2 separate regions of the Mus musculus genome follow, and region 1 is linked to region 2. A link is a loop called in an ENCODE intact Hi-C map of the cell type or tissue named here. Cell type or tissue: heart. All regions are shown on one strand. Links, peaks and the distances in the headings refer to the core of each region. The heading gives the core; the rest is flanking DNA. Region 1 overlaps Tpm3 (tropomyosin 3, gamma). Region 2 holds the start of Rps27 (ribosomal protein S27).

Region 1 (16,266 bases), core at 3,418-11,417, 130 kb before region 2:
CAGGAGGCTGAGTTTCAAGGCAGCCAGAGGGGCAGGGGGTTCATGGGAGAGGCAGTGACCACTGGGCCAGCTTCTTTTTTGGGTGGGAGGAATGCCCCAGTCTCAATGAAGCCCCTCCCCCTGAACATCTAGGGCAGCAGTTCTCAACCTGAGAGTTGAGACCCCTTTGGGTCATTAACCCTTTCACAGGGGTTGCCTAAGACCATCAGAAAACACAGATACTTACATTATGATTTAAACAGTAGCAAAATTAACAGTTATGAAATAGCAATGAAAATAATTTTATGCGTGGGGGTCTCCACCACATGAGGAACTGTATGAAAAGGTCTCAGCACTAGAAAGGCTGAGCACCATTGCTTTAGGGTAGCCCCTTTGCACTGTCATGTGACCTTGAGAAAGCCGGTGGCCTCTTCCTAGCCACAGTGTGCCTGCAGGACTTAAGTAGAAGTAGACCACATTTTGAAGAATGTCTTACTTCTAAAGCAAAGGGTAAGGAATGATCCAACTCTCTCTGTCTCTCTGTCTCTCTCTGTAACATCACAGAAATAAGCTTCCCCACTAGATGTTTATCATTCAACAGTCTTGCATTAAAGCACCAGATGACTTGGTCACCTTGGGGCCAGACATTATAGGGTCTGAGGTGAAGCCATAGCCTGATGCCTGGAGCATGGCTGAAGAAGTGTGTCTCTCCTGGGGCTGGGCTCAGTGCTCTTTGGAGTCCAAGTATACACTGTTGTGTTTATGTCTTTGTGTGTTACTCTCTGGGCTCTGGCTCCAGCTAGAGGATGAACTAGCAACCATGCAGAAGAAGCTGAAAGGGACAGAGGATGAGCTGGACAAGTATTCGGAAGCTTTAAAGGATGCTCAGGAGAAGCTGGAGCTAGCAGAGAAGAAGGCAGCCGACGTGAGTATTGGGGGATGGCTTATTTGCCTTCTTACCCATAGACTGTGGGGACATATGCCAACATAATACTCTTGCACATGACAATGCGCTGGCATGCTCTTCTGTTGGGGTATACTTTCTTACTCAAAGACATGTTGAGATTGAGGGCATAGTTCAGTGGCAGCATGCTTTCCTAACGTGCATGGATCCCTGGGTTCTACACTAGCACACATGCACGAGAGAGAGAGAGAGAGAGAGAGAGAGAGAGAGAGAGAGATCTCATTTCTGCACTATTCAACCTCCTTCGCAGTAATCTAATGACCTTTTCCAGAACCTGGACAAAGGAGGGGCCTCCACATCCAGATGCATGCTCTCAGGTATCCACTCCCCCACCCCCCCATGCCACATTCTTAGCTTTTGTGTACAAGGTTTGGCATGTGCATGTGTGTATTAATAGGGAGCCTCTCATCTCTCAGTTACCCAAGAAAGCCAGCTTAGATTTCACAATAGAAAATGGAGGTCACACTGACCTTGGCCCTATATGGGTTTATTTGTCCTAGCCAAGGTGGACATCTGCCTTTATGCCATAGAGATGCTACAGAGAACTCTGATCATAGGAGAGCAGTGACGTATCAAGGGTGAACTATAACAGAAACTGGGAAGCAGGCTAAGGCAGTACCCCTAGATCTTACTCTACAGCCCTGAATAAATTACATAGTTCTTAAGAGCCTTTTCCCCTCTTAAAACGAAAATGAATTGCCTCTGCCCACCTCCTACTACAGTTTGGTACCCACTTTCCTTCATTTCCAACACTGACGTTTGCTGCAAAGAGAAACACAAGACTATATAGGACATCTGCTTTGAAGAAAAGTACCACAGGATGGTTTATTTTTTATTTGGGGTGCTGGGGATTAAATTCAGCCCTCCAACCAGCTACATTTACCTAGCCCATAGGGGTTTTAACAAAAACAACAAAAGGATATGTCAGTTACACAGGCATATCATACACAGTTCTCAGCATCCAGGTGAGGAGAAAACTAGAAGCTGATGTTATTTTAAATCATGTTTGGTTTTGGAAAACAGCTTAAAGGACAGAGTGGATCACTCCCGACGGACGCATTTAGATGCTCACGTTCAGTCTTTGCTGGGAGGCATCTGCTCTTCTCTTTCTTTCTTTTTTTTTTTTTTTCTAATATATTTTCTAGATGTATTTATTTGCTGGGCAGTGGTGGCGCACGCCTTTAATCCTAGCACTTGGTAGGCAGAAGCAGGCGGATTTCTGAGTTTGAGGCTAGCCTGGTCTACAGAGTGAGTTCCAGGACAGCCAGGGCTACACAGAGAAACACTGTTTCAAAAAAAAACAACAAAAAAAAAACCAAAAAACAGCCGGGCGTGGTGGCGCACACCTTTAATCCCAGCACTTGGGAGGCAGAGGCAGGCAGATTTCTGAGTTCGAGGCCAGCCTGGTCTACAAAGTGAGCTCCAGGACAGCCAGGGCTATACAGAGAAACCCTGTCTTGAAAACAAACAAACAAACAAACAAACAAAACAAAAAACAAAAAAAAAACCAAAACCAAAACAAAACAAAACAAGATTAATTTACTATATATAACTATTTATTATTACTAATATTTAGATATAAGTACACTGTAGCTGTTTTCAGATAGAAGAGGGTATAATATCTCATTATGGGTGATTGTGAGCCACCATGTGGTTACTGGGATTTGAACTCAGGACCTCTGTTAGAGCAGTCAGTGCTCTTACCCGCCGAGCCATTCTTTAGCCCAGGCTGTCCTCTTTCAAAGTCTCAGTGTAGTGAGTGTTAGAATATACAATACCAGAGATTAGTGATGCAAATCTGGTGACAAGCACTAAAGGCAGCCTCAGTGTCTAAAAGTCTTGTCCGGTACAAGCTGCTCCCTCTCTGTTCCAGCACTACCTGGCTAAAAAAATTTAAATATGTAAAATTTTGTCTTATTTTAAATCCTCAACTTACTCCTGTCTCCTTTGTTACCTTCTCACATACTCAGTAAGTACCTCTCATTGATCCATACAAGAACAAGAAATTGACTGGGCAGGGCAGCAGAGGCAGGCAGATCTTTGTTTGAGGACAGCCTAGTCTACATGGTGAGTTCCAGAACAGCTATGGCTATAGAGAGAGAATCTGTTTCAAACAAAACAAAACTACAACAAATAAACAAAAAAGAGGGGGAAATTTGTTGAAACAGAAGCAGGAAGAAAGGCATCTTTTCTCCAAGTACCACCTGTGGGCTAAGCCTGCCACAGACTGGTTTTGGAAGTAAAGTATTATGAGAACACATGTCTAGTGTTTTTTTTTTTTTCCTGTGCAATAAAATAACTGCTATAGAGTCCACATGACCTGTAAGCCAGACATTCCATCTGGCCCTTTACTAAAACTTTGCTGACCTTTGCTTTGAAGAGAACAAGAAAGCAAGGAGGGTGTCTGTAGGAGCTGAGAAGAGCATGGACCAGGGAAGAGCGCTGAGGTTTACTTAGAGAACGAAGATCGGAATGTGTGCATCATTGTGGAGAGGGTGCTCTGTCTAATACAAAAAGGGCTAACAGCTTAGCCTCCGACCTTGAGATTAATAAATAAGTAAACAGGAATGAGGGAGCCAACTGCTACGTGTCTACACTAGTAGTTTGGTTATCTGAGAAGCCTTCCTGAATGTGTGGGATTTTTTTAGGGCTGCTTGAACAAAGAGAGGGCACTGGTGTGGCAAGGTCAGCCCAATCCTGTTTTTTCTTCCCAGAGTTTATTAGCTACTGTTATAGTTTTAAGTTGTAGCAAAATATACATACACAAAATACACAGGTTTTTGTTTTGTTTTGTTTTTCAGACTTATTTATTTCTTGTATGTGAGTATACTTCAGAAGAGGGCTTCAGATCTCCATTACAGATGGCTGTGAGCCACTATGTGGTTGCTGGGAATTGAACTCAGGACCTCTGGAAGGGCAGTCAGTGCTCTTAAACACTGAGCCATCTCTCCAGCCCCAAAATATGCAATTTTAACCATGTTTATGCTACACTCTGCTGACAGTAAGAACGTATTTATATTTTGTGTAACCATGTGTAAGATCCTTGTGTGTGTGTATTGTTTATATGTGTGTGCTTGCCTGTGAGGGTCTGGAGGCAGAGATAGGCATTGGATGCCTTCCTGTATATCTGTCCGTCTTGTTTTTGGAGCCAGGGTCTCTCACTGAGGCCAGCTGGCCAGCAAGCCCTGGGATCTGCCTGTTTCTGTTCCCCTGCCCCTCCCCCAGTGCTGGGATTGCAGATGCGCAGAGCCACAGCTGGCTCTTCTGTGCATGCTGGGGAACTCAATTCAGTTCCTCAGGTTTGTGCGGCAGGTCACCATCCCAGCCATAAGATGCTCTTAAGCCAAGATGAAATTAGAAGCTGTTTAGGGACAAATAGGAGAAAGAGGAATGCAAGGGGTGGGACTCTGGACACAAGAGTCACAACACCCTTTTTTTAGGAACAAGTGTTGGGAAGGATGAGGAAATAGGAGACAGGGATGGTCACAGACACCTGTTGGTATGCTGCATTGTTTGTCACTAGGAAAACAATAGCCCTGGTTGGTCTTCTGGCTGCCAATCCATCATGCCTCTGAAAGCTACCGGGAGTCAACTCATCTGCTTCCCTAGATCACAAGGAGATTATCTGTACAAAGGAACCGGCCTCTGGAATGCAATTTGGTGTTGTCTCAACTTTGATTGGCCTTGAGCAGGTCTAAGGTTTCAGGGAGGTACAACAGTGCCACCTGCTGGTCAGAACTCAGATGATAAAAATTTTCACCAGCAGCTCCTCTGATGAAACTTAACTCAAAACAAGCTTGAGAAATACTTAGGCCATCAAAACAATTTTCCTGCATGCCAGAACCTTGTCTTCTGTCTTAGTTCCTGGGGAAGTGGGGAGTAATCAATGTGTACAGGATACGCTGCTGAGAAAATTATTGTTTGTTCAAGTTTTTTTTTTTTTTTGTGAATAGTCTCATTGTTCAGCAATCTTTTTTTTTTCCCCAAAAGAAAGGAACAGCCTGAGACCTAGAACCAGATATAAGTGTTTTCTGAACCCAGAGACTCCACAGAGCTAAATCCTCAGCCCCGAGTTAATATTCTTAGTTCTAAATCCTCTCTATATCCTATTTCTCAAGGGAAGGGAAGAGGTTTATCAAAGGAGGGATTTGTCATTGTTAGTTACTGAGAAGGCAGTAGAAATCCAGAGAAATAAAGATGTGATAGTTCACACTTGAAATTTCAGTTCTCAGGAAGCTGATACAGAAGGACCCAGAGGTTAAGACCACCCAAAATTACAAAAGTGAGTTGGAGGCCAGTCAGGACCACCTGAGATACAATCGCAAAACACAAAAATAAAGCCAAGCAAACAAAAACTCGGGAAGCAGGAGCCAGAGAGATGGCGCAGTGGTCAAGAGCACTGGCTGCTTTTCCAGAGGCTCTGGGTTCAATTCCCAGCGAAGATAGGGTAGCTCACAACCATTTATAATGTAATCTGATGCCCTCTTCTGGCATGCAGGTGCACATGTAGATAGAGCACTCATACGTAAAATAAATAAATGAATGAATCTTAAAAAACAAAACAAAAGACCTAGAGAAGCAAAGGGAAAACAAAATAAACCTCTTTATAGTTGTGCTTCCAGAAATCCTGAATGGTAGGTCCTGTAGAAGTAGTTTTTAACTCATTCTTTGGAGTACCTGAAAGCCAAAGTAAAACTAATGAAAGTTACTACAATTTAGAGGTGAGATTCCACAATCGTTTTGCTGTTGCACCAAGGATATGTTAGAGGTGTAAATATCTTGTCTACAAGAGGGATTGCACACAGATATTAAATTACCAAGTCCTAAATCATTCCAGGGGTCAAAGAGGGTGACATGTTAACTGCTCATTTGTATGGAGTCTCTCAAAAGCTACAGGAGAGAAGCTTGATATTCAAACAAAACACCTAAGTCCCGAGCTGATCCTAACAGAATGCCAACTTGCCCATCTCTTCCATCTGGTAGTTCCTTTATTGACTTCCAGATGGGAGAGAACTGTCTCAACAGTTTTGGGGGTTGTTTTGAGACAGCGTTTTATGTAGCTCAGACTAGCCTTAAATTCACCCTGTAGCCAAAGATGACCTTGAATTTCTGCTCTTTCTGTCTCACCCACTAAGTACCGAATGGTACTTATGGATACGTGCCACTAGGCTAGTTTAAGTGCTCCTGGAGATTCAGCCCAGGGCTTCGAATGTGCTTGGCTAGTGCTTTACAAACTGAGCAATATCCACAGCTCCTCCTAATAGATTTTCAAAGGACCTCACTGGGACTCCTTGCAAGGTGAAGGCTAGAGTCTTCTGTCTAGGCTTGTCTCAGAACCTGGTTTTGGAATCTGTCCTAGACTGAGTAGAAGTGGAAGCACATGGGATATTTTAAATTGCGGAGCGGGAGCAGACGCAGTGGTAGGGAGGCACCGGATAAGAGAGGGGTCAACTGCGTAAGTGTTCACGACAGCACCATTTTAGTAAATGGGACAGCCATTGTTACGAGACAGCCTGGTGGGTGAGGCTAGACTATGAAGCGCCTCTCAGTTACTATGGTAGCCTTACCAAACCCCGCCCCCTTTACTGGACTAAGGAAAGACGGCCCTGAGTGGTCGCCTAGGGTTACTGGGAGGCTCCACCCTTCACTTTCTGCGGGCTGCCCGAGTGGACTGCGTTCCCGCCTGCTTGGCAGGGGGAGGACGCGCGGTGGCGGCGGCGTCACATCCCGGCGTATGAGTGAGTTCCGGTATTTCAGGGCGGAGCAGGCGGAAGTAGGGTGAAAAGCGGCTACAACGCCGAGCGGAGGAGGTAGGAACCTGATTTCCAGAAGCAGCTTGTAGGCACCATGGCCGGGACCACCACCATCGAGGCGGTAAAGCGCAAGATCCAGGTTCTGCAGCAGCAAGCTGATGATGCGGAGGAAAGGGCCGAGCGCCTCCAGCGGGAAGTGGAGGGAGAAAGGCGGGCCCGGGAGCAGGTACGCACGGAGAGCCGAGGCGCAGCAGGGAAGGGCTCGGCGTCCCTCTGCTGTGCTCAGCTCCATGGAGCCTTGGAAACCCGGACTAGTCATGGAGTCCTAAGGTTGGGTGGGACTCGATTACGATGGCCCGGTAAGCGGATGCGGAGGAAACTTAAGTGCTCACGCGAGCAGGCTAGACCCTGGAAAGAATCGAGCCCCGCGCGGCGCGGGCTGCCCTCTCCCTTTTTCCCCCCAGCTCATTCATTCGGTCCCTCGGAGCCGGGCGCGGTCAGGGGAGGGGCTCGGCGGCCTTTCCCTCCCCCACTTCTCTGCGAAGGGTGGGGACCTTTTACTCTCGCCTGAGGTTTCCGGTCTGAGGGGTAGAAGTGAGCGCTCCTCTGGGCTGGGAGGGGCCGAGCGTAACCTGTGAAAAATGAGGGTGGGAGGTGGGAGCCGCCGGAAAGCCCCCGACCTGGCCCACTGGCGGCTTTTCCGCTCCCTCCTCCTCCTGCTCAGGAAATGAGCCAGCAGTTGGCTGAGAGGAAGCGCGGTTCCCTCCCTCACTGGTCGAGCTTAAGGCCGCGCCACCTCCTCGCATCCTCGAGCCTGGGGACCTTTCCTAACTAACTGGCACTCCCGCCCCTCACTTGTGAAGTGGGAGAGGAGCTGCTACTTCGCCCGTTGTTAGCAAATGTCGGAGCCAGCAAAGTTCCTAGACCCTGCCCATCAGGACCTGGAAGGCAGGAACTTCTGCCAGATTCAGGCCTGAAATGTGAGCAGTACAAATTTGAACATTCCTCCTAAGCTGGCTGATAAGGGAGTGTGTAGCAGAGAGTCAGATGCCACGCCAGTTTTAAGGTTTCTGACTGATTGGAACACTGGAGGATGGGAACAGATTAGAGAGTGGCGCTGCTGATTTCGGGGGGGGGGGGGGAGGCTGTTTTCTCAGTTAACCCAGTACAGTGGTTTTTGTTCAACTGAAAGTGTTAGTGGGATGAATGGATTCCTGCTTAGGACCTAATGAAAAAGAACTCAGTGGCTTACTGGAGTTTTATATATACATACATATATATATATATATATATATTTTTTTTTTTTTTTTGGTTTTTCGAGACAGGGTTTCTCCGTGTAGCCCTGGCTGTCCTGAAACTCACTTTGTAGACCAGGCTGACCTCGAACTCAGAAATCCGCCTGCCTCTGCCTCCCGAGTGCTGGGATTAAAGGCGTGTGCCACCACACCGGGCTTGAAGTTCTTTATTGCTCTTGCTTTTGGTGTCTTTTCAATCTTTTGATGTTCATTTGAGGAGTAACTATTTTTGAGGGGGCAAAAGGGATGAGTGTGGAAAAGGAGACCACAGCTCCCTTCCAAGATAATGTTTTAACTTTATTAAAATGCTTTATAACTGGGCATAGAGAGGACAGCTTGTCTTTCCATAGGCGTCCAGTATGGTTGTTTTGAGACAGGGTGTCCATTTGCATTCCCAGCAGTCCTGCATAAGCCTCCCAAGTGCTGGAATTACTGTGGGCTTGCTTGGCCACTCCTGGCATGCCTGCAACTTCTCCTTATCAAGTCTAGTGAGATTGCTGTAGAAATGAGGAAGTCTTCAGAAGGGAAAATGGAGAGTGTGGTGGAGAGAATTGGCCATGTGCTGCAGAGTGTTAGGCTGATGTCTAAGTGTGGGAGTGGTTTAGGGTAGGTAGGGTGTGTCTGTCTGTCTGTCTGTCTGTCCCAGTTTGGTCCTTTTCCTTGTAGGCACATTTGGCATTCACTCCTTTCTTCTGTGTGATGTCTCTGGGATATAAACCACAGGAGGGAGTGTTTGCACATGTTCAGGGCTTACCAAATGTGCTTATTTCACAGAAGTCTCCTGAGGAAGTCCTCGGAAGGAGGAAGTAGGGTGGTAGTTAAATATTGATGAAACTAGTATCTTTGTGAGCTTTTGACTTTTTGCACTCTCGAACTTTGAGCCTCTACTGAAGAGTCACAGAAGGAAGGGGGATGCTTGAGTCACCTCTTCTAGGGCCACTGGAATGTGGGTTTTGTAGTCTCCTGCCACAGTACCTGGTGGGATCCTTTATTGTGATATTAGTAGACTGTCTTTTTCCACTTTGTGTGGGGATCCAAGTTGCCTTTGTTAAGCTAGATGTGAGGTTCTGAGGTAGGACAGGCCATTTAGAGTATAGCTTGCTGCCTGCGAAGTTTTACTTTCAGTTTTGAATTTCCTTTGTATTTAGTAAGAGGGTTCTATTGTTTTTTAAGCTGTGCTGGGATCAGACTTGGGCCTTACCCCAGGCAAGCTTTCTACCATTCAGCTACACCCTGCTTTGTCTAGACTTCAACAGGTGACAGTGCAAAATTAAGTGCGCTTATTGTTAGCGATAAAAAGATGCATATTTAACATGAAAACTTACCTGCCCCGGCTGGCCTTGGGTTCTGGACTCAACCGATCCTTGTGCTTTGCCTCTGGAATAGTCTCCTCCGGGGTTCAACTGCCAAGCCTGCGTTTCCACTGTTATCTTTCCTTCTTAGTACTAATTTTATTCAGAAGTATGGGTGTCTGACCCCCTTGAGCTGGAACTGCCAGTACTTGTGGATGCAACTCCCACCCCACCATGTTGGACTGGTCCCAGGAGCCAAGGTCTGCAAGAGCAGCTCTCCCTACTGAGCCATCCTGCCAGCCTCACTGTAACCATTTTTAAGTGAATGGTTCATCTTACCCTTTAAAAAATATTTCGCCGGGCGTAAAAAAAAAAAAAAAATTTCTCCTGCCAGGCAGTGGTGGCACACGCCTTTGATCCCAGCACTTGGGAGACAGAGGCAGGCAGATTTCTGAGTTCGAGGCCACCCTGGTCTACCAAGTGAGTTCCAGGACAGCCAGGGCTACACAGAGAAACCCTGTCTCTGAAAAAAACAAAATCAAACTATACACACACACACACATATATTTCTCCAAGTTTCCCATAGTATTTTTGATTTTTCCTTTTGTTGTGCCTTAAAACATTGGAAATAACACCAAGGGAAGAAGAGTGGGCTTTGAACACAGGTTCTAACTTTGAGCCTAAATTCTTGGTCTCCGAAGGAGGGGTAGGATATTTGGGTGTTTGTTCCTCTCTTTGTTAGAGGCTTGGATTGGTTTGGCTGCTGCTTGCCTTCCTCTGCCCCCCATTTCAGAGCACACTGCTCCAGGAGAGGCAAACAACCCTTTGCTCTGAGTGCCTCTGCTAGACTCCACCTTTGTTGACTCTGGGACGGCAGATAACTTCAATTCCCAGCTTTCCTGCCCCTTGGTAGAATTTCCCCAGGACAAGCTCACTGGGAGAGGCATGCATGGGAACACAGGGCACAGCAGTCCTTTCTTCAGCATGGGCCTGGCTTTTCTAGTACTGTGTCTATCCTGAATTACACCTGTGACTTTTATATCTAAAACGAGAAACCCCAGTGTGGCAGAGTGCCAGATTTAGACTTCTCCCGTCTGTCCTTGGCCCTGCTCTGTCTCTGCCTACCAGCTCTCGCAGCTCCTTACATTAAGGGATGTGGTATGCTTTGGGCCTCTTTTCACATTAAAACTACTATCGAGTATGCATGTAATGTTTGTGGGTCGTACACGCGCCATAACGTGTGTTGAGGTCAGAGGGCAACTTTGTGGAGTCCCATTTTCACCATTCTGTGGGTTCAGGGGATCAAATCCAGGTTGTCAGGCTTGCACAGGAGGACAGCCCACTGTAGCATTTAAACTAAAACTTCTGTCATAGACAAGACTGCCGTCAGCCATCTTTTAATGTGACCAAATGGCTGCTGCATTCCACCACCGAATTTTGCTTCCTGAACAATGGAGACTCCTGTTACTGTTGAATGGAAGACCTCACACTGTAGCCTCTAAATTGTGGGGAGGTAGGCAGGCTCTACTGGGCATTAGGTGAAATCTAGAATAATGGGGGAAAAAAAAACCCCAAAACAAAAAACCATAGAGTGTAGTGTTTCTCAAACTCAGGCTAGCCTGCCCCGGGAGCTGGTGTGGCCTGCTGACCTGAGCGGTGTGTGAGCTGTCTTCCGTATTCCTCTGGAGGGAGTATCAGATTTTGATTTTTGCAGCCTTTTGTTTCCTTGTAAAGAGAACTGCTCAGCTATAGGGAAGAAGTAGAACTTTCTGCCCTAAACCTACCACCCTCTGGATCAGCTGAAGCTTTTGCTGGGACTCCTTAATCTTTGGTTCTTCTAACACAGGCTTGCTCTTGCAAGTGCACCAAGAGGTGTTTTCTCTTCCTCTTTTTCCACCCTTGTGAAGAATTCAGTTGTAAATGCTGTTTGGTAGAAGAAAGTGCCAGAGCCAGCTTGTTGCCATGGGAACTATACCCTGCCCCCAGAGCCTGTTATCTTTTTCCAGTTTGGGTAACTAGGAGCTGGAAAGGGACTTAACATTTCATGTGCTTCCTGCAGATCCAGCTGCATTTTTCTCTTTAATTCCCCCCACCCCCAGGTTTATTGATTTTTCTGTGAATCAGTGTTTTTGCCTGTGTGGTGTATGTATGTGTACCATGTATGTGTTTGGTGCCCATGGAAGTCAGAAGAGGGCTTTGGAGCCTCTGAAACTGGAATTATGGATGGTTGTGGATCACTGTGTGGGTGCTGGGAATCAAACCTGGGTTCTCTGTAAGAGCAACTGGTGCTGTTAACTGCCGAGCCATCTCTCCAGCCCCTCAGGCTGCATTTTTCATGTTTTTGTTGTAACCGTCGTAAGGGGTAAGTACTGTGTGGTATTGTGAGTGTATCACAGCCCTGGTCTGATAGCCTGGCTTGCTCTGGACTGGTTGGCCCTGTTGAGTTTGTGAGGATAAATCTGTGTTGTCTTCCAGGACATCTGTTTTCCTAGAAGAGACAGAACTAGAGAATGCTTGCCTTTGTGGTGTTCTGAATGGTAGAGTTAGGAACACAAATGGTTTCTCAGGAATTTCAATTTATGTAGACTTCTCAGTTTAATTTTTTTCCCTTATCCTGGTCTCCTGCCTCCTTCCCCAATCTCTCCTGTGTTTGTATGTGGAAATTTTTGTTCCAATCCTGACTGTTAGCAGGATCTTATCCAGTTATATCCCTCCCTGTAGGGCTGATGGCCCAGATTCTCCAGCTGCTACCACCCTTGACTGTTAGAGGAAACCAGGGTAATGGAATTCAGGCACAGTCTGGGCTGGAGAGGGGAGCCAGAGTTCACCGGGATAGAAGCGTTTGAACGTCATCATGTGTAGCAAAGATCTTAAATTTGGGGTGGTGTTTATTTGTTTGAAACAGGGTCTCCTTGGGTAGCCCACGTTGGCATTGAACTTACCCTGTCTTCAGAGTGCTAGATTGTGGCCACGTATAATCCCATCTGTGAGAACCCCTTCCAGACTGACAGTAGACCAGCTATGTTGGTGACTTACTTGGACTTGAGCGTGTGCTTTGTTGCATATGAAGCCAGGGAAGTTACTATTAGGAATTGTACTGAAGTCCAGTGAAGCTTAGTAGGAGGTTGTTAGAGGCATAGAATAGAAAGGCAGGCAGCCAGCCAGAGGCGTGGCGCTAGGTGGAAGCTAGGGTTCTTGTTTGTTTTTTATAAGGGAACACACTGAAGGGGCGGGGTGGGGGAAGATGGACAGTTTGTGGGGACTAGTTCTCTTTGTCCCCCGTGTGGTTCCCAGAAGTAGGGCTCAGATCCTCAGCCTTGGCATCTGGTACCTTTAGCTGTTGAGTCATCTTTGCAGCCCAAGAGAGCCCAATCTTGCGTCCTTTCCCTTTCCTGTCTGGAGAGCTGTCTGGAAGGCATTAGTTGGTCATCTTCCTGGTGTGTTCGGGGAAGGAGATCACAAGGTTAAACTGGTATACATAGAGAAATATAAAATGATAGAAATACTAAACACCGGGTATCCTGGCATTTGCCTGTAGTCCCAACACTCAGGAGGATCTGGAGTTGAAAACTGGAAGTAGCTGTCATTGAAGGAGAAGTCTGTCTCCTCTAGCTGCTTTTTTGAGACAGGATCTCACTGTGTAGACTAGGACTAGACTGGCTTCAGACTCAGGGAGACCTACTTGCCTCTGCCTCCTGCGTGCCACAATTGAAGGTGTGTGTCAATACACCCGGCTTTGTTGGCCCTTATAGGTTCTGGGATTTGAATTGAGTCCAGAAGAGAAAAAATGATACTGTGTGGATAAGGAACTGAATTTTAGAATGCTCTGCAGGGCTGAGGGTACCACCCCTTTGTTAGAGTGCTTGTCGGACATGCACAAAACCCTGGGTTCTATCCCTCACACAGCATAAATTGGACATTGTGGAACATACCTGTAATCTCAACACTTGGGAGGTACTCCATGGCACGTTCAAGCCAGCGTGGGCTACGTGAGGTTAGTTCACATGAGCAAAACATTTCCTGTTTAACCAATGGGAGTTCTTAGCTAGGGAAGGAGGAAACTGATTAGTAATCATGTAGTTAGATCTTTAGCATTTAAAGCAAGACAGGCTCTATCTTACCTACACGACTGGCTTCTTCATAGTAGTCAGGTCTAGCCTTCTGTTACAGTTGGTTTTCTCACCAGAAGTTGATTTGTTTTCCATTTCCCATTGATTGAAGGCTGAAGCTGAGGTGGCCTCCTTGAACCGCAGGATCCAGCTGGTTGAAGAGGAGCTGGACCGTGCGCAGGAGCGCCTTGCCACTGCTTTGCAGAAGCTGGAGGAAGCAGAGAAGGCTGCTGATGAGAGTGAGAGGTGTGTGAATCCCAAAAGAATAGGCCGGCGGGGCTTCTGGGTGGAGCAGCCCTCTCCTGCCTGGCCTGAGGTGTCCTGGGTTCCATCCCTGGCACTGCAGACAGTAAAGCTGATAGTGGCTCTGACCTGGATTTTCCACTAGACCTGTTTTTTGTTTTGTTTGTGTTTTTTGTTTGAGGCATGGTCTCATGTAACCCAGACTGGCTTTGAACTCTTGAGCCTCCCGCCTCCACTCTTTGGGTTTGTTTTTGTTTGTTTGTTTGGTTTTGGTTTTGGTTTTTTGAGACAGGGTTTCTCTGTGTAGCCCTGGCTGTCCTGGAACTCACTTTGTAGACCAGGCTGGCCTCGAACTCAGAAATCCGCCTGCCTCTGCCGCCTGAGTGCTGGGATTAAAGGTGTGCGCCACCATGCTGGGCTTCGCCTCCACTTTTTAATTGCTGGGATTGCAGGCCTGTTCCACCGTATCCTGGTCTAGACCTGCTTTTGTTTTTGCAGATTGAACACAGTATCTACCTTCTGTGCTAAGCACATCCTCTACCACTGACTTACCCTCCCAGCCCCTGAGACCTACTTTTTAAATGGTAGTGATTTTATATTACTAGTATTATTTTATACTATGCAAATTGAACTCGGGCCTTGCAAATACCAGGCACCTGTTCTATTGTTAAATCCCATTCCCTGGCCCAAATTTGTTTGTTTTATAAGGAAAAGTTTTCAGTTAAATGGTACAGGTGCTGGAATGCTATGGAATTTCTGTTTGGGCAGCGGAACAGGAATGGGACTGGGAAGGGCGTGGTTTTGAGTGTTTGAAATGGAGTTGATGCCCAGCTCAGAATGTCATTGCTGTGTTCATTCTTTCATTCTGTTTCCGGCAGAGGTATGAAGGTGATTGAAAATCGGGCTCTAAAAGATGAAGAAAAGATGGAACTCCAGGAAATCCAGCTAAAGGAAGCAAAGCACATTGCAGAAGAGGCCGATAGGAAGTATGAAGAGGTGAGTTGCCTCTGCAGTGCGTGCGGGCCCTGCAAAGACAGTCAAGAGGGGATAGCTATCGCCCTGGCTTGATTGAGCCGTACTGGGGTCTTTTCTTCTAGGTGGCTCGTAAGTTGGTGATTATTGAAGGAGACTTGGAACGCACGGAGGAACGTGCTGAGCTGGCAGAGTCGTGAGTATTTTGTCTCCAGATCTTGTCAGCTCATCCTGCCTGCTTGGGCACTAATTCCGAGTAAACTAGCCTTCCTTTGACCTTGTTAAACAGGCCCTGGAGGGTGGTGGTCCTCTGTAGTGCTTTTAGCCTCCAAGAATGGCTTTGGGCTTTCTCTTACCTTGACTAGAAACAGGGAACAAAGCTTGCTTATTCTTGGGAAGATTCTCAAATAGAGGGACCATAGAGACTAATATGGCCACTGGCTAGTTGGAAGATCCTATTGGGTCCTTCCTCCTGGAATCTATTCCTCCTTGGCCTGTACCGATTTCGGGCCTGGTCTCTTTTTTTTTTTTTTTTTTTTTTTTTTTACAAACTTTGCCAATCTGCCTGGAAACTTGAGAGCAAAGGCTTTAGAGAAATCACCTGCTGCCTTGGTACCAGCTTGGCCTTGTGTAACAAAGTCAGCGTGGATGTGTATGTGTTGTGCTTGCCTCGCACACTCCCCGTCCTCTTCAGACATGACATATATCATGACCATGGCGGTGTTTCCTTTCCATCTGTTTGTTGTTTTGACCCACCCCACACCCCGTCTTGCGGCTTGTTTTCTTGCTCTTCCTTTTTTAACCTTTTCCCCACAACCTGGCTTGTGCCATTCCCGTGACTGTCACTAACAGCCGTTGCCGAGAGATGGATGAACAGATCAGACTGATGGACCAGAACCTGAAGTGTCTGAGTGCTGCTGAAGAAAAGGTACTAACCCTGAAGCCCGCGCACGGAGAGCTTCCTTCCGTGTGTGTGGTATGGTCTCCTTCGGTTTGGTTTTGTTTTGCAGCTGCCTCCCTCCACCAGTTGATTTGTTGAGTGCGTTCTCATCTCCATGGAATGCTCCATTCTTCCTTTCCACTTACTTGGCATCTCTCATCTCTTCTTTCCTAGTTGCTTCACTGCCTCCCCCTGAGGGTCTCTGCCTCCCCTGGGTGTTTGGGGGTTGTTAGGTTGGGCCTCTGTCCCTGTATCCACCCCCCAAGTAGCAGTCATAACTGTTCCCTGGTAGTGAGTGATTTCTCTCAAGTGTTCTTTCTTTATCAGAGCCAAACACTCCGAGCACAGGAGGGCCAGCTCCTAGCATACCTACCTGCTCCGTGCTAGGGGGAGGAGGGTTGATACCTGCTCAGGTTACCCAGCAGCTTTTCCTCCCTGATATACAGCCCAGCTCTCTCTACACATAGGCTCAATTCACATCTGTGTGTCTCTCTCCCCTTTTTTTTTCTTCCTCTTCCTCTTCCCCTTTTCCTCTCCTTTGGTATTAAAATGTTCACAGTAAGTGTTCTGAGCTGGAGGAGGAGCTGAAGAATGTCACCAACAACCTCAAGTCTCTTGAGGCTCAGGCGGAGAAGGTAGGGCTGGTTTGTGAAGATGCACAGGCTTTGGGGCTTGGGCCCAGCCCTGCCCTTAATGAAACAAGACATACCCATTCTGTA
Region 2 (16,266 bases), core at 4,947-12,946:
TAGTCCCCAGTTTGTTCTGCTTTGAAGACACACTGTACACCAGGCTACTCTCAAACTGTGTACCTCCTTGAACTCCAGACCTCTTGTCTCTACCTCCCAAGCACTGGGACTGCTAGACAAGAACTACCACGTGTGACTGAGAGACAAGAGATCTGAAAAAGATTTTTCATTCTCATTCCAAGGGTAAAAATGTTCTGGGTAACCTACTATTGGAGCTGGAGAAATTGCTCAGCAGTTAGGAACACAGGCTGTTCTTGAAGAGGGCCTGAGTTTGGTTTCTAGAAATCACACCATAAGGGCTTACAATCTCCATTTCAGGGAACCTGATGCCCTCTTCTGGCCTCTTTGAGCACCTTGTACGCGTACAAGCACACATACAGACATACAAATAAACTTTTTAAGCTGCTATTAGAGAATCTTTAAAATACTTTGAGATAAGTTTTTATTAAAGATTTATTTTATGCATGAGTACACTGTAGCTGTACAGATGGTTGTGAGCCTTCATGTGGTTGCTGGAAATTGATTTTAGTACCTCTGCTTGCTCTGGTCAGCCCGCTCACTCCGGTCAACCCTGCTTGCTCAGGCCCAAAGATTTATTATTATAAATAAGTACACTATAGCTGTCTTCAGACACACCAGAAGAGGGCGTCAGATCTCATTACGGATGGTTGTGAGCCACCATGTGGTGGTTGCTGTAATTTGAACTCAGGACCTTTGGAAGAGCAGTCATAATAATGCTGCTTTTGTTTTTTAATAAATTTAATGTACATTAGTGTTTTGCCTGTGTATATGTCTGTGTGAAGGTGTCAGAACCCCTGAAACTGGAGTTATAGTTTGCTGCCATCTGGGTGCTGGGAATTCAACCTGGAAAGCAGCTAGTGCTCTTAGCTGCTGAGTCATCTCAATAGCCATATAAATGGCTTTTTGTTTGGTTTTTTTGAGACAAGGTTTCTCTGTATAGCCCTGGCTGTGTCCTGGAACTCACTCTGTAGACCAGGCTGGCCTCAAACTCAGAAATCCGCCTGCCTCTGCTTTCCAAGTGCTGGGATTAAAGGCATGCACCACCACTGCCCGGCATAAATGCTACTTTAAAAACAATCTTTAGACTTCCAGTCTAAAAGCATGTTTGGTGTCATGAGCCTATAAATCTTAGCACCCAAGAGGATAGTAAAGCAGGACTGCTGGGAGATCCAGACCAGCCCGGGCTACATAAAACCAACTCCAAAAACATTCCCACTTTAAAACTACAGTCCTTGTGATATAGTACATCCCTAGCACCCTACCTAGTGCTAGTCCCAGCACTCAGAAGTAGAGGCAAAAGAATCAGAAGCCCAGAGTTAGTTACCCCTAGCTTCAAAGGAAATTCAAAGACTTATATAGCCTGGGCTATATAAAATGTTCTAGCCTTTTAGCTTGCATCATTTTATTCTTTTGTATACATTAAAGTTTTTCTCAATCGCTCGTGTGTGTTGTTGTGTGTGTGTGTGCCGTTTGTTGTTTGAAACAAGATTTGTGTATGTAACCTTGCCTGTCTGAGAACTCAAGAGATCCTCTTGCCTGTCCCTCACCCACCACCTCTCTCTCTCTCTCTCTCTCTCTCTCTCTCTCACGCTGGGATTAAAGGTGTGTGTGTGTGTGTTCACATTCTCAGCTCACCACATTTTAAGACAAGGAATATCCCTGGCTGCCCTGGAATTAACACATGTACCGCCCTCTACTCTAGACTATGGAGATCAAATGCCACCTCCACCCTATTTTTTCTTAAAACATTATGTATTTGTGTATGAGTACATAGGCATGTGTGTGGAGACCAGAAGAGGGTCTGGGTGTCCTTGTCTATTACCTCCAGCTATATTTTCTTTCTAAACATGTTTTATTACATTTTTATTTATGCCACACAGAACATACTGAGGTCAGAGAATAATTTGGTAGGAGTCATTTTTCTTTGTCATGTGAGTCTTTGAACTCATATCCTCGGGCTTGGAGCAGGGCGTGGTGGTTTACGCCTGTAATCCCAGCACTTGGGAGGCAAAGGCAGGTGGATTTCTGAGTTGCTTTGTTACCTAAGTGATGGGATGTAAACCCCAGTCCTTATGACTTTTTAGCCACTGGGTCTTCTCTCCAGCCCCCCTTCACCGTGTTTTTATTGAGACAGGATCTTCTTCCTGGAGCTTGCTATGTGCTATGCAGGCCAGGCTGGCCCCGAACTCCTTTTTGCGTCGAGTGGTAGGATTAAAGGCGTGCACTAAGATGCCACCTTGCTTTATGAGCTGGCTTCACTGAACCTGGAGCCTGCTTCAGGGATCCTCCTGTCTGGGCCTCCCAAGAGCTAGCTTTTATTTCAAGCATGGCTTCTCTGCCTTGCCCTGGCTGTCTGAACTTACCATGTCCTTACTTCAAACTGCCTGTCTCTGCTGAGACGTGCATGCTCCGTGACTATCTCAGTCTGCTTGTTTTTTTTTTGTTGTTGTTGTTTTTTTTTTGGTTTTTTGAGACAGGGTTTCTCTTTATAGCTCTGGCTGTCCTGGAGCTCACTTTGTAGACCAGGCTGGCCTCGAACTCAGAAATCCACCTGCCTCTGCCTCCCGAGTGCTGGGATCAAAGGCGTGCACCACCAGAAGTCTACATCAGTCTGCTTGTTAAATAAGTGATGGGGATTTAATACATGTCCTCATGCTTGCAAAGCAAGAACTGTTCTGTCCCTGTCCCTTTTTAACTACATCCACAGTGGTGAAAAAGCGAATGACTTACTGGCTGGCTAGCTGAATCTTGAAAATTCTTGTACTAACAGAGACAACACTAATTTGTCTTCTTTGAAACAAGTATTTTCTCTTTCCTCCAAGGTCTTCCACAGCTCCCCCTTTCTAGCAGTGTCTGGCTATAAGCACTCAATGCTCACGACAGGCCTAACTGTCTACCTAGTAAGAATAGTCAACTTCACTGCCTTCCAGCAGATGTCATCACCCGCTTTCATTAATGTTTCCTGTGCACTGACCAATCAACAAGAAGCTGTGATAGTCAGAGCAAAAGATGCATCTGGTGCAGGTGAGCTCTGGGGTCGTTTTTGTTGTTTTTTTTTTTTTTTCGAGACAGGGTTTCTCTGTGTAGCCTTGGCTGTCCTGGAACTCATTCTGTGGACCAAGCTCCCCTTGAACTCTGAGATCCGCCTGTCTCTGCCTCCCAAGTGCTGGGATTAAAGGTGTCTGCCACCACGCCCGGCTTTCTGGGGACTTTTTAAGATTTATTTTATGTATGAGTATGTGATCTTCATGCACACTAGAAGGCATCAAATCCCACTACAGATGGTTGCGAACCACCATGTAATTGCTGGGAATTGAACTTAAGGACTTCTTTAAGAGCAGCCAGTGCTCTTAATCACAGAGCCATCTCTCCAGCCCCACTGGGAACGAATTTTAATCCACACGGGAAAGGAATGTATTCACAATGGGCCTTCTGCTCTAGAGGCTGAGTCTCACTAAGCGTTGGCCAGGCTAGAACTGAACTCACGCTCAGATCTCTGGCTCCCTAGTCTACACTGCTCTCCCTGGTTTTCATAAAGACAAGGTCTCACCCTGTACCTGCAGCTCCTTGTAGCCATGTTCCTAAGGACCTACACATCCCGAATGCTGCAACTTTAGGTATACAGTACTCAGACCTTTTTATCGTTATTGTGTATTCCAGGAGACGGACTTTAATTCCGAATGTAGGAAGGTAGGATGACCTTTGACTTCTCATCTTCCCCACTTTCATGATACAGGGCAGTCACTGTACCAACTGATCTACACTGTCAGCCTCAAATGTATTTTATACTTAGGCTGAGCACGGTGACCCTGGTGGCCCAAAGCTGTAACCCCAGCATTTGAAAGATAAAGAAGTATACAACTTACCAATGCAGCCTTGCCAGGTAGAAGCAGCTATAACATTCAACCCATCTTCAGCTCATTCATTAAGTCATGTGAGCTCATCTGATCCCCACCAAACATTAAAATGTCCAGAAATCAAGTGTTAGGTAGGTCACCAAACATGGGCTTAGGCAATGCTACAATATTCTGCTCAAATTTATTTGGTCCTTGACCCAGAAAATATTTATATAAACAGCAACATATGGTAAGAGGTAACTGTAGGGTTTGTTGTTCATGTGTGGGTATTCACACTGAGTGTGAATGGAAACAGTCAACCTTCAGTGTGCCATGCCTCAGGCACCTAGACTGGCAGTTTCTCACTGGCCTGGAAGTAGACAGGTTTGCCTCTGCCTAGGATCACAAGCAGGTATGCAATTGGAATGTAACAGGAACCACAAGGGCCTGTGGGTACATAACACTCCAGTCTTAGTTTGGCAGGGGGTGGCGTATGCCTTTAATCCCAGCACCAGGGAGGCAAAGGCAGTTAGGCCTTAAACAAATCCAGCACACCAAGCATGTTGGCACATCCCTTTATCCCAGTACGCAGGAGGAAGAGACAGGCAGATCTGAATTCAAGGCCAGCCTGCTCTACAGAACAAGTGGAGGGCAGACAGATCTGTTTCACAGATAAACCCTGTCTCAAAAAAAAAAAAAAAAACCTTTGTCTGTAAAGTAATCCAGGTAGTATTTGCATAGTGTATGCAAAGCCCTGGGTACATGGCCTAGCAAGCACCTCAGATAACTGGCTAAAGTCTATGTCTATAATCCCAACACTTGAGGTAAGAGTCAAAAAGATCAAAATATCAAGGTCATTCCTGGCTGCATGGCAATCTAGCATGCAGCCAGGAATGTGTGTATGGAGGGGAGGGAGGGTACACACCACCTTACTGTAAAAGGTTCTCTAGACACAGCATGAAGATAAGGAACAGAGTCAGAACCTGAATCAGCAGGCTAGCAAGATGGCACTTGTCCTGTCTACCGACTAAGTCTAAGTCTAGAAAAGTCCTGACTTCCATGTATGTACCATGGTACCAGCATACAAATTAGAAATATAAACTAAATCTGCATAAAGCCACAAGTTTGAAGCTTCAAGTTGGTTTTTGTTTTTTTTTGGGGTTTTTTAAAAGTTTTTGTTTTTCGAGACAGGGTTTCTCTGTATAGCCCTGGCTGTCCTGGAACTCACTCTATAGACCAGGCTAGCCTCGAACTCAGAAATCCACCTGCCTCTACCTCTGGAGTGCTGGGATTAAAGGCGTGTGCCACCAGGCCCGGCGGGGCTTCAAGTTTACAAGTTTTCAAGCAGCAGACTTTGACTTGGGAGGACACAAGATTCTCACACTCCTGAACCAAAAAACAAAAGGACAAGATGATAAGGCCTCAATTTTCTTTTTTCAATATTTATTTAGGGCTGGAGAGATGGCTCACAACCATCTGTAATGGGATCTGAAGCCTTCTTCTGGTGAGTCTGAAGACAGTGACAGTGTATTCACATAATTTTTTTAAAAAATAAAGCAATCTTTTTTTTTCCACCCCTGCCCCTAAAGCAATCTTTTAAAATATTTAATGTAAGTACACTGTCTTCAGGCATACCAAAAAGGGGCATTGGACCCCATTACAGATGGTTGTGAGCCCCCATGTGGTTGCTGGGAATTGAACTCAGGACCTCTGGAAGAACAGTCAGTACTCTTAACTGCTGAGCCATCTCTCCAGCCAAAGCCTCAGTTTTCTAAGAGCTGCAATCTGAATTCCATTTGCAGGGCAGCAGGGGATCTGAGACAGTACCACTGTTAGTTGACACTGTCTTCTGATGTGAGATCCTCCCTGGTGTGGGGTCTCAGGGAAGCACCAGCACCACTAGTCCTCTGGTTTTCTCAGACAGGGTATGTGGACCTACCTATATGCTAGGATTACAGATGCATGCCAATATTCTTAAGCTTTTTAGGACATTTTCAAAGACATCTATTCTGGATGTTACTGTAATCATCCCATTATGTCCCATTACGGCAACGCAGATCACTGTGAAGACTCGGGTGTCTTCAAGAACTTCGTCGGTTCTTACCAGATCCTCCTGTTTACCCTCTTTGCTGTGCTGGCATCAACTTCTTTCATCTTTCTAGGTAAGGAGTATGCCTGTATACTCCTGCTTGCTTGCTTTGGAGACAGGGTTTTTTTTTTTTTTTTTTCTTTTGGTTTTTTTGAGACAGGGGTTCTCTGTGTAGCCCTGGCTGTCCTGGAACTCACTCTGTAGACCAGGCTGGCCTCAAACTCAGAAATCGTGCACCAACCACTGCCCGGCATGTGTATACTTCTGACTTTCAAAACCAAAGTTAAAAATTAGCTGTTTATCACAACTAATTCATGTCATGTAGATTAGATGTCAACTTTCAGGGTGTGGCACAGGCCTTTAATCCCAGCTTACAGAACAACCAAGGATACACACAAACTGTCTTGAAAAAATAGTATAGGCACTGGAGAGATGGCTCAGCAGTTAAGAGCACTGACTACTCTTCCAGAGGACCTGAGTTCAATTCCCAGCACCCACATGGCAGCCCACCTCTCTCTATAACTTCCAAGATCTAACACCCTCACATAGATGCATTAAACTAATGCACATAGAATAGCCAGTATCACTATTGCCCACACAGGTATTTTTAGCCAAAGGCTGTAAGAAAAATCCACCTAAGGGGAGCATTTGTATTCTCCAATAACTGGGAAGAAGCTGGATCCAGACCCTACCAGAATTATAAAAAATTCAAGCATTCAAGAGCATTTCCACTGAATCTACCTATGCATCTCATATAACCATCTCTGGATTACTTTTAACACCTACAGTACATGCTGCAAATATACTATAGCTGTTATACTATATTTGTACTGGTTAGGTAATTCTAAGTATCAGCATACAGGGCAGTTTAGAGGTAGACTAACTGAAAGCATTCCTTTTATACTAACACTTAAACCTCATTTTATTTAAAAACTTTTCTTACAGCCAGGTGTGGTGGCGTACGCCTTTAATCCCAGAATCCCAGCACTCAGAGGCAGGCAGATCTCTTGAGTTCGAGGCCAGCCTGGTCTACAGAGTGAGTTCCAGGACAGCCAGGGCTACAGAGAAACCCTGTCTGGAAAAAAACCAAAACAAAATAACAACAACAAAAAACCTTTTCTTACAATTACTTGCTTGGGTTAGGGAAGAAGGTAGCACAACCATGCCCTGACACAAGTGTGGGAGTCAAAGACAACTTGGGAAAAAACCTCCCTCTTCTACCATGTAGGTTTTGGGGACTTAAGACAGGCTTGTTGTTAAAGTCTGTTGGCTGGCCCTTAAATCTCACTTCTGAATGGACTGTAATCTTTGAGGCCTTTCCGCAAGCGCACAATCACATAAGCCCTTTTTGTGGCATTTCCTTTCTCCAGCACACAATGCCTTCCTGAACAAGGTTCAGACTATTCCAGTTGTTTATGTGCCAACAACAGGAACAACTCAGCCAGGTAAAGACCTGCCCTCACTCCGCAAGTTCAGATATGTCCGTCTCCAAGTTACCACCTTGATTGTCTCGCTTTTTTTTTTCTCCTAGGTTCTTACACGGCCACATGTTCCCCCCCTCACTTCCTGAGCTCACGGCCACCACTAGTGCAGAGTCGGCTACAACACTGGTTATGGAGTATAAAACACTAACCTAGTAGTCAGCGTCCCTCTAACTGTAGAGGACTGGAGATGCCTAATCCTGCACAAGTTTAGTAGCTAACTACAAAACTAAACCTCCAGATCAAGTTTGTAGTAAGTATAAATAAAAGCTCCTAGGTGGTTAAGTCACGTGTGTAAAGATTACATTTCTGAGGCTGGATTCCCGAAGCCCTCGGTGTCTGTCTGTTCCTAGCACCACAAAAACCGCAACAGCAGTACACACCTACAATGCCATCACTTGACAGGTATCCTGTCACATACACTTGAAGCTACCTAAGGCCATCTCAACAACACACAGAAAAACAGTAACCCTCTGCTTCTCAGGCACTGGGATTAAAGCAGCCTGGGTACCATTATCCCTAAATAAAGACAGTCCCCACTGTCACACACCTTTGTATGACACAATGTTTCCAATAACCATTGCTAAAAGTTACTACCAAAAAGACATAGAAGAGTAAGCCCAATTATACACTATCACCAGTTTTAAACCATGGTCTAAGATTTATACAGTGAATCTAGATAAAAATGCCCCCAATGGACTCTAGGTGTTTGGCCACTTACTTGACCCCAAAGGGACCACTCTTCTGTTTGCCCTGGGATATGTGAGGCACCACTTGCTACCAGTTAAACAAGACAAACATTATATATCCAAAACGTGTTTATTGGGAAGGTTCCCACTCATCTTCAATCAGGGGCTTTCAGTGCTGCTTCCTCCTGAAGGAGCATCCTGGAAGAAAAAGATGCAAACGTTACTTCTGCCTGCCACTGACCCTGCCTCATCTGCAGAGTGCTAAACCTTCCTAACAGGAGTGCAGCTGGCTTTACCAGCCGGAAGCCTTGCATTCTACTCAGCCTTTCACCTTAGGACCCCAAAGCCAAACAAAACCCCAACACTGAGACCACTCACCTTCTGTCAGCCTTGCTTTTCCACCTGTAGGCTGACAGAGGACAGTGGAGCAGCCAACACACAAGACTACCGTTTGTGCATGGCTAAAGACCGTGGTGATTTTATAGCATCCTGGGAAGAAAAAAAAAGAGAAGAAAAATGTTAACTTCTTTTATTCCTCTCCAAGTTACCACTTCTGAACTCGTAATAAAATCAAAAATTAAGTTACAACCATTAGTACAGTTTAGTTTTCCCGCACAGCTGAAAACCACTTCCTTACCTGGGCATTTCACGTCCATAAAGTAGGAATTGGGGCTCTGCACCAGGCGCTTTTTCTTGTGTTTCCTCTTCTCCTCTTCTGGAGAGGGATGAAGGAGATCCTTTGCGAGCTAAAAGGGGCAGAAATGCAAAGACTTAGAAGGTAATGGAGGAAAGAGATGATGGGAAAGAGCCCCCACTGGCACACACCGAGGAGAACTCGCCCCTCGCCGCCCCTGGTGTCTGCGTAGCTGGGCCGCCATCTTATCTCCTCTCCGCTCCCGTCTACGCGGCTGACCCGTGGGCCGCCGCGGCTCTGGTTACTGTCCTAAGAGACGCAGAGCGCACATGTGGACCCTGTAGGACCCGCAATTAGCGCAAGAGGACCGTGCGGACCCAAGAGCGAGTTCTCTGTCGAAACCTGGACCAAGGAACTCACAGGCATGTTCTCGTAGGGAGGTCGTCACCGCCGGAAAGGAGCGAAAGCGGAAATCCTGTTCCTTATATCTGATATGGGACAGGAAGTGACGAGCCGTGTTGCTTCGCCATCTTCGGAAGGTCTTCTACTCTGTTCGAATGCAACGGAATGCCCGTTGACTGCCATTTGTAGAAGGTCCGTAAAGGCTCCTCGCGTCGCGGGCGCGTAGCCATGGTGAGAGAGTTAGCTTCTATTTTGAGTTCAGAATTTAGCTGCTGTGGCGAGAAAAATGGATACTTTTTTCTCACGTAGTTTCCGACTACGCTTTGACAGCTGGAGTGTGATGGGAACATCACAGGTGAACACCAGCGAGAAGCTTTTATCCATGACATTTTTAGTTATTGATAGTCTTTACCATTTTCCAGTTGGTTTGATTTACGCTGATTAATAATTCTAGACGTAAATAGGTTTTTTTTTTTAAAAAATGAGATACCTGCTTGAAGCTGGGGGTGTACTACGCTGGTAGGTAGAGTGCGTGCTAAGAATGTGCAAAGCGTAAACTGGGCAGGGCGCAGTGGTGCTGTCAGTGGCTCAAGGCTGGAATCTCAGAACTTCAGAGGATGAAGCGGGAGGACGAGGAGTTCAAAATCATTCTAGGCACTGGGCTTCCTAGCAAGTTTGAGGTCTGAGTGGACTACAGGAGACCCTGTCTGAAAAAACAACAAAATCAAATCCTGTTCATATTTGCTCCACTGCAGCTAACCCTATTGTTTACCTTTATTGTTTTGTTGTTGCTGCTGTTTTCCAGTGCTAAAGATAGAGCCCGACTTTGTATTCTTACAATTCTTTACCTTTGAGGAATAAAATCAAATATCCTTACACCACTTGACACGTGCATTGCTTTTAAAGTGCTAATTAAAGGCCAGACGAGGTTGGTCACACCTTTATCACTGCATTCTGGCAAAGCATGGAAGAGACTGAGTTCTGGCCAGCCTGATCTAGCAAGTTGTAGGACAGCCAGAACTACAAGAGATGTCTCTAAAAACCAAATCAAAACAAAAAGTATGTTATTTAACTATGGAGCTGCTGTAACCATTACCACATTGTACAAATTTGTGTGTTTGCTGCTCAACACAGAGGCAGGTGGATCTCTGAATTCAAGTGTCTATAAATAAAATAATAAATAAATAGTCCATGCTTAAATGAATGCATGTTGATTTTGGATTTTGGCAATATACATGGCAGAGATATCTTGGGAAATAGATTCTAGGTTTAAAAATGAAATTCATGGCCAGGTGTGGTGGTGCACGCCTTTAATCCCAGCACCTGGGAGGCAGAGGCAGGCGGATTTCTGAGTTCAAGACCAGCCTGGTCTACAAAGCGAGTTCCGGGACAGCCAGGGCTACACAGAGAAACCCTGTCTCAAAAAAAAAAAAAAAAAAAAAAAAAGAAAGAAAGAAATTCATTCCTTTTCCTAGACTGAAAATAATTTCTTATAATACTTGTACATCTGCAATTTATCATGTGAGCAGAAGTATGAAAATGCAGGGGATGAGGGGGGAGGCAGGGACAGGGTTTCTCTGTGTAGCCTTGGCTGTCCTGGAGCTCACTCTGTAGACCAGTCTGGCCTTGAAATCAGAGATCCGCCTGCCTCTGCCTCCCGAGTGCTGACTCTAGTATGCCTGTACCACCAAGCTTTTTTGTTTGTTTTGAAGAAAGGGTCTTGGCCTCTGGCAGTAGTGGTGCACTCCTTTAATCCCATAACTTAGGAGGCAAGGCAGATCGGTGAATTTGAAGCCTCCCTGGTCTACAGAGAGAATTCCAGGACAGGCAGTCATCTACCCTAGTGGTTCTCAATCTTCCTTTTGCTTTAATACAGTTCCTCCATATTGTGGTTGCCCCAACCATAAAATTATTTCTGTTGCTACTTCATAACTGTAATTTTATTACTGTTGTAAATTGTAAGAATCCGTGTTTTCCAATGGTCTTCCATGACCCCTGTAAAAGGTCATTTGACGCCCCACAGGTGGTCACGAAAACCTCTACAGTAGGTACACTGAGCTTCATCCTGAGCTCTTAGTCGTTTGTTTTCCTTATGTCCTGAGTATTCAATTCAGGGCATTAGGCTTGGTGGCAAATGCCTTTTTACACTCACTGAGCCATGCTACCAACTTCTCCCTGCATGCACCCCCACCTTTTGTTTTTGGTTGGTTAATTTTGCTTTTTTGCTTGAAGTTAGGGTCTCTCTCTACAGAGCCTTGGCTATCCTGGACCTCACTGTGTAGACTAGGCTAGCCTCAAACTCACAGAAATCCACCTGCCTTGGTCTCCTGAGAGCTGGAATCCAAGGTGCACACCACTGTGCCCAGCTTTTTTTTTTTTCCTCTTTTTTTTTTAAAGATTTATTTATTTTATGTATATGAATGCTCCATCTGTATGTACAACTACACGCCAGAAGAGGGCATCATCTCATTACAGATGGCTGTGAGCTACCATGTGATTGCTGGGAATTGAACTCAGGACCTCTGGAAGAGCAGCCAGTGCTCTTCACCATTGAGCCATTTCTCTAGCCCCCAGCTTTTCTTTTTAAAAGTCATTTTCATATATGTATATAATACACTCTGGTCACACCACACCACTGTCTCTCCACAATGCTCCTCAGAACTCCTTCCTTTCCCATCCTGTCTTTTGGTTTTGTTTTTTTGATGCCCTGAGTTTAACCACAGCTGCCACCAGGGGCATGGTGGTAAAGCTGTCCATTAGACTCAGGTAACTCACTGGTGGCTGACCACTAAAGACAATAACATCTACTCTCCAGAGACCCATCAACTACTAATATCAGTCAAAGGGCTGGTTGCTTATTCTTTTTTTTTTTTTTTTTTTTTTCTTCGAGACAGGGTTTCTCTGTGTAGCTCTGGCTGTCCTGGAACTCACTCTGTAGACCAGGCTGGCCTCGAACTCAGAAATCCACCTGCCTCTGCCTCCCAAGTGCTGGGATTAAAGGCGTGCGCCACCACGCCCGGCTTTTGGTTGCTTATTCTTATTACTTATTTGAGACAAGCTCCCACTATGTATACCTGGCTGGCCTGGAACTTGTTATGTAGGCCAAGCTATCCTGGAACTCCTAGAGATCCTTCTGCCTCTGGAGTGCTGAGTATCAGGTCATAAGGAAAACTCCCAGTTCCCCAGATTCCAGAAGGCAGGCCAGATACCCAGAAATAGGCTCAACCCGGAATGTATGTTGAGGGATTTCTGGTGGCTAGTTAAAAGCCAGCATTCCTCAGGAAGTTGTAAAACTGGTTCCCTACCAAAAAGAGTCATTTCCCTTACCTCTGGCAAAAGGGACATGGGCTGCCTATTGGACCTCTCAGGATATCAGTTCAAGCTGGCCTCCAGGCTCTCACCATCACAAGTATGCATTGCACAAGTCCACACGCACCCTAGCCTTTCCCACCTCCTCCTCCACCCTAAACTCCCTCCAGCTCTGGGCTTCCCTTCCCCAACTACTCATCCTTCTTAGGCCAGGCTATGCTCACTTCTCTCTGTCTCCTGCTAGTCTCCCCTCTCTCACAGATAGCCTTGGCCATGTTTGCTCTACTTCTTTCTCTTTTTGCTTTGGACTCTTCCCAATGCTTCTGGCTGCTTTCTCTCATATCTACAGTAAAGACTTTCCCCTTAACCATTCCATGGAGCTGTCGTGTCAGTTTATACACTGGGTTTAAAGGTGTGTGCTATATAACACTCTCCACCTCACCCCAACATAGATTTTGACAGGATCCATTCTAGTTTCTTCTGTTGCTGTGATAAACATCCTAGCCAAAAGCAACTTGGTGAGGAAATGGAATTATCTGGCTTATAGGTTACAGTCCATTATTGAGGGAACTAAAGGCAGAAATTGAAACAGAAGCCAAGGAATACCACTGCCTTACTCCCAGGCTCACATTCAGCTCCTTATACAGCAGCCCCACCTGTCCAGGTATGGTAGCTCCCATATATAGGGCTAGGCTCTCTGACCTCAATTAGCAATAGAGAAATGCCTGGGGCTGGAGAGAGATGTCTCTGAGGTTAGCATCACTGGCTGCTCTTCCCTACTAGGGTAGGGGTTTGATTCTTAGCACCTACATAGTGGCTAGCAACCATGAAGGTTCACAACTGTCTGTAATCTGTAACTCCAGTTTCAGAAGATCCAACACCACCTTCTGGCCTCCCAAGGACACCTGGCATGTATATGCTACACGTACAAGCATGCACGGGCAAAATACACACACATACACACACACACACACACACACACACAGAGAGAGAGAGAGAGAGAGAGAGAGAGAGAGAGAGATCCTGTCTAAATGTTTTAAAAATAATAATAAAGAAAATTCCCCCATAGATAAGTCTACAGGCCAATCCAATGGTGATAATTCCTCAAGTTTCCTCCTCCCAGGTATGTCAAGTTGGCAACCAAGATTAGCAATCACAAGGTCTCCTGGTTGGCTTGCAACTCCCAACCAAGAGTAGGCTGACCTTAGTCATGCTTCTGTCTGACTTTCATTTTGCTTCTGTCTCCCGTGTGCTGGGACTGCAAATCCACCCTACCTGGACATCAGTGTGAGTTAGAGGTCAGGATTAGTCACTGAGGAAAACCAGAAAAGATTCAAGTCTGTGCTATAGCTTGAAATGCAATGAGCCCTGAGGGAATAAATAGAAGGGAATTGAAGCTCAATAGAATAGTACTTTGCCTAGTGTGCACAAAGCTCTGGGTTTGACCAATTCCCAACACCATTGAAAAAATAGAATAGTCAGATTGGTGTATTGAAGCAGGCACAGTGGTACCCGTGGATGCTGGTAGTTCTAGCTACTGAAGGGCTGAGTCCACATGATTACATGAGCCTCAAATTTGAGACTGATCTGGGCAATACAGACAGACCTTGCCTCAAATTAATGGTGAGATGGCTCTGGAGAAGTTTAGTTAAGCATCCTTCAGCATGTCCTCTGACTGCCACACTTTCACCATGGCATGGGTTGTTGGCAGTTCCTCTACGCTCCACCCCACAGTTACCTGGCAATAGCCAGGTGTGCCTGACTCAATATAAAAGGGGCTGCTTGCCCCCTCCTCACTCTCTTGCTCTCTCTTCTTGCTCTTGTTCCCTTACCCTCTTCTTCCTCTCTCCCCATTCCACTCCCCCCTCTCCATGTGCTCATGGCTTGCCTCTACTCTTCTACTTTCTCTCTCTCTCTCTCTCTCTCTCTCTCTCTCTCTCTCTCTCTCTCTCTCTCTCTCTCTCTCTCCCCTTAAGCTCCCTCCCAATACCCTGAATAAACTCTGTTCTATACTATACCATCGCATGGTGTGGCTGGTACCTCAGGGGGAAGGGATGCCTCAGCATGGGCTGGCAGAGGTACTCCCCTCCACCCACACCTTACTGCGTCTCCACAAAACATATCTCTGGTCTCTTTCTTTTTATAAAACACAACATTATGTGTGTGTACACATACAAATAAATGTAATGAATTAATTAATTAATAAAATAAACTGAATAGTTATTTGTGTGTGGTAGTTAATATGGATTGTCAACTTGACAGGATCTAGCATCACCTAGGTATCCAATGGCTGGCCATGTCTGGAGGAAAGTTCTAGATTGGATTATTTGAGGTGGGAAAAGCCTACCTGACAATGAGGACCACCATTCACTCTCCCGAATAAAAAAGGAGAGTGAGGTGAGCACCAGCATTCGTCTCTCTCCTTGAGTTTGGATGGAAAGCGACCAGATGCCCCATGCTCCTCCTGTCATGACAGAACTGCCTTCTGTAAGCCTCTCTCATAAGTTGTTTTGTCAAGTATTTTGTGTGTGTGTGTTGGGGGGGGGGGGAGTAACTGATACATTGTATTTGTGAGAGGACAAATGGAAACATAGATTATGGCAAACATAATGTAACAAATAAAGGGCTGGTGAGATGCCTCAGCGGGTAAGAGCACCCAACTGTTCTTCCAAAGGTCCTGAGTTCAAATCCCAGCAACCACATGGTGGTTCACAACCATCCATAAGGAGATCTGACTCCCTCTTCTGGAGTGTCTGAAGACAGCTACAGTGTACTTACATATAATAAATAAATAAATCTTTAAAAACAAACAAACAAACAAATAAAGACACTTTCCCACAGCCAGGACTCATCTGTTAGAAAAGCCTTTTCCTTTTTCCTTTTTTTTTTTTTTTTTTTTTTTTTTTGTTTTTTTCGAGACAGGGTTTCTCTGTATAGCCCTGGCTGTCCTGGAACTCACTTTGTAAACCAGGCTGGCCTCAAACTCAGAAATCGGCCTGCCTCTGCCTCTGCCTCCCAAGTGCTGGGATTAAAGGCATGCGCCACCACGCCCGGCTCTTTCTTTTTCTAACGGGACTGGAAAGATGATAAGAGCTGGCTGCTCTTGTAGTGGATCTGGGTTCAGTTCCCAGCAGGCACATGACAGCACCTCTAGACACTCCAGTTTCAGGGGATCGTTGCTGTCTTGTAGCCTCTGCAGGCATGCTAGTCATATAGTGAATAAACACATGTAGGCAAAACACTCGCTATAAAGAAAGTAAGTAAATAAAGATGAAAAGCTGGGCATGGTGGCTCCACAGTACTAATCTTCATACTTGAGGGGTAGAGGCAATAGGATTACCAGGCCTTGGGGTGCAGGTTGTGCTACTGAATTCAAGGCTCGCTCCAGATTGTGACTCGGCTCTGTGTGTTTTGAGTGTAATTGATGAGGCTGATTTTTATCGTTTTAGTTCTTCACTGTGCTCCACCAGGGGGCAGATTGATCCACCATACTAACCTCCTAACCCGCTTCTTTTCAAAGGGAATTGGGATTCGTAGTCTTAAGTAATGCATTGTTGACAGAAAATCCTAGGACATTTATCATAAACTCAAAAGCCTTTGAATAGCGCCTCAGCTTTTTACCAATTTCCAGTTACCACCCCTATCTTCACCATTGGTAAAATTCTTTCCCTCTTCCCCTAATCTCTTTGAAATTCTTTCCAATTCGGTCAAAAGAGAGGAAAGACAGCTAGCCAAAGGCAATGGGAAGGGCTAGGGAAACTGGCCCTCCGAGGCTGGGGAGGCAGCGCCCGGACTGCTGGAGCTG

The links. A loop is a pair of places that touch in the nucleus more often than their neighbours do. Peaks named below come from ENCODE experiments on the same cell type or tissue, not always from the same donor. Only the 100,000 strongest peaks of a DNase experiment are listed, where the experiment ranks them.
Region 1: it touches region 2 in a loop (7-fold over the local background); 6 of 42 quality-filtered maps call a loop at or near these places.

What each region holds. Positions count from the first base shown.
Region 1 is chr3:90,072,942-90,089,207 of GRCm38, forward strand. Tpm3 (tropomyosin 3, gamma) reads left to right here. Exons shown (of 10, transcript NM_001293748.1): 2 at 779-904; 3 at 13,505-13,638; 4 at 14,514-14,631; 5 at 14,733-14,803; 6 at 16,107-16,182. Among named protein-coding and RNA genes, the nearest start is that of Tpm3, 8.4 kb to the left of the region's middle. In heart, for the core only: CTCF peaks have their summits at 4,671 (motif pointing left) and 5,435 (motif pointing left); DNase peaks (open chromatin) are centred at 4,190, 4,530, 6,610, 7,350 and 1 weaker place; H3K4me3 peaks cover 5,700 bases; H3K27ac peaks cover 4,965 bases.
Region 2 is chr3:90,204,440-90,220,705 of GRCm38, forward strand. Nup210l (nucleoporin 210-like) reads left to right here. Exons shown (of 40, transcript NM_029937.2): 37 at 2,844-3,045; 38 at 5,915-6,019; 39 at 7,317-7,391; 40 at 7,478-7,712. The coding sequence ends at 7,578. Rps27 (ribosomal protein S27) reads right to left here and starts at 9,209. Exons shown (of 4, transcript NM_027015.4): 1 at 9,171-9,209; 2 at 8,754-8,862; 3 at 8,495-8,605; 4 at 8,228-8,314. The coding sequence starts at 9,176. The coding sequence ends at 8,286. It also overlaps a transcript of Rab13 not described here. In heart, for the core only: a CTCF peak has its summit at 11,598 (motif pointing right); a DNase peak (open chromatin) is centred at 9,252; H3K4me3 peaks cover 3,566 bases; H3K27ac peaks cover 1,722 bases.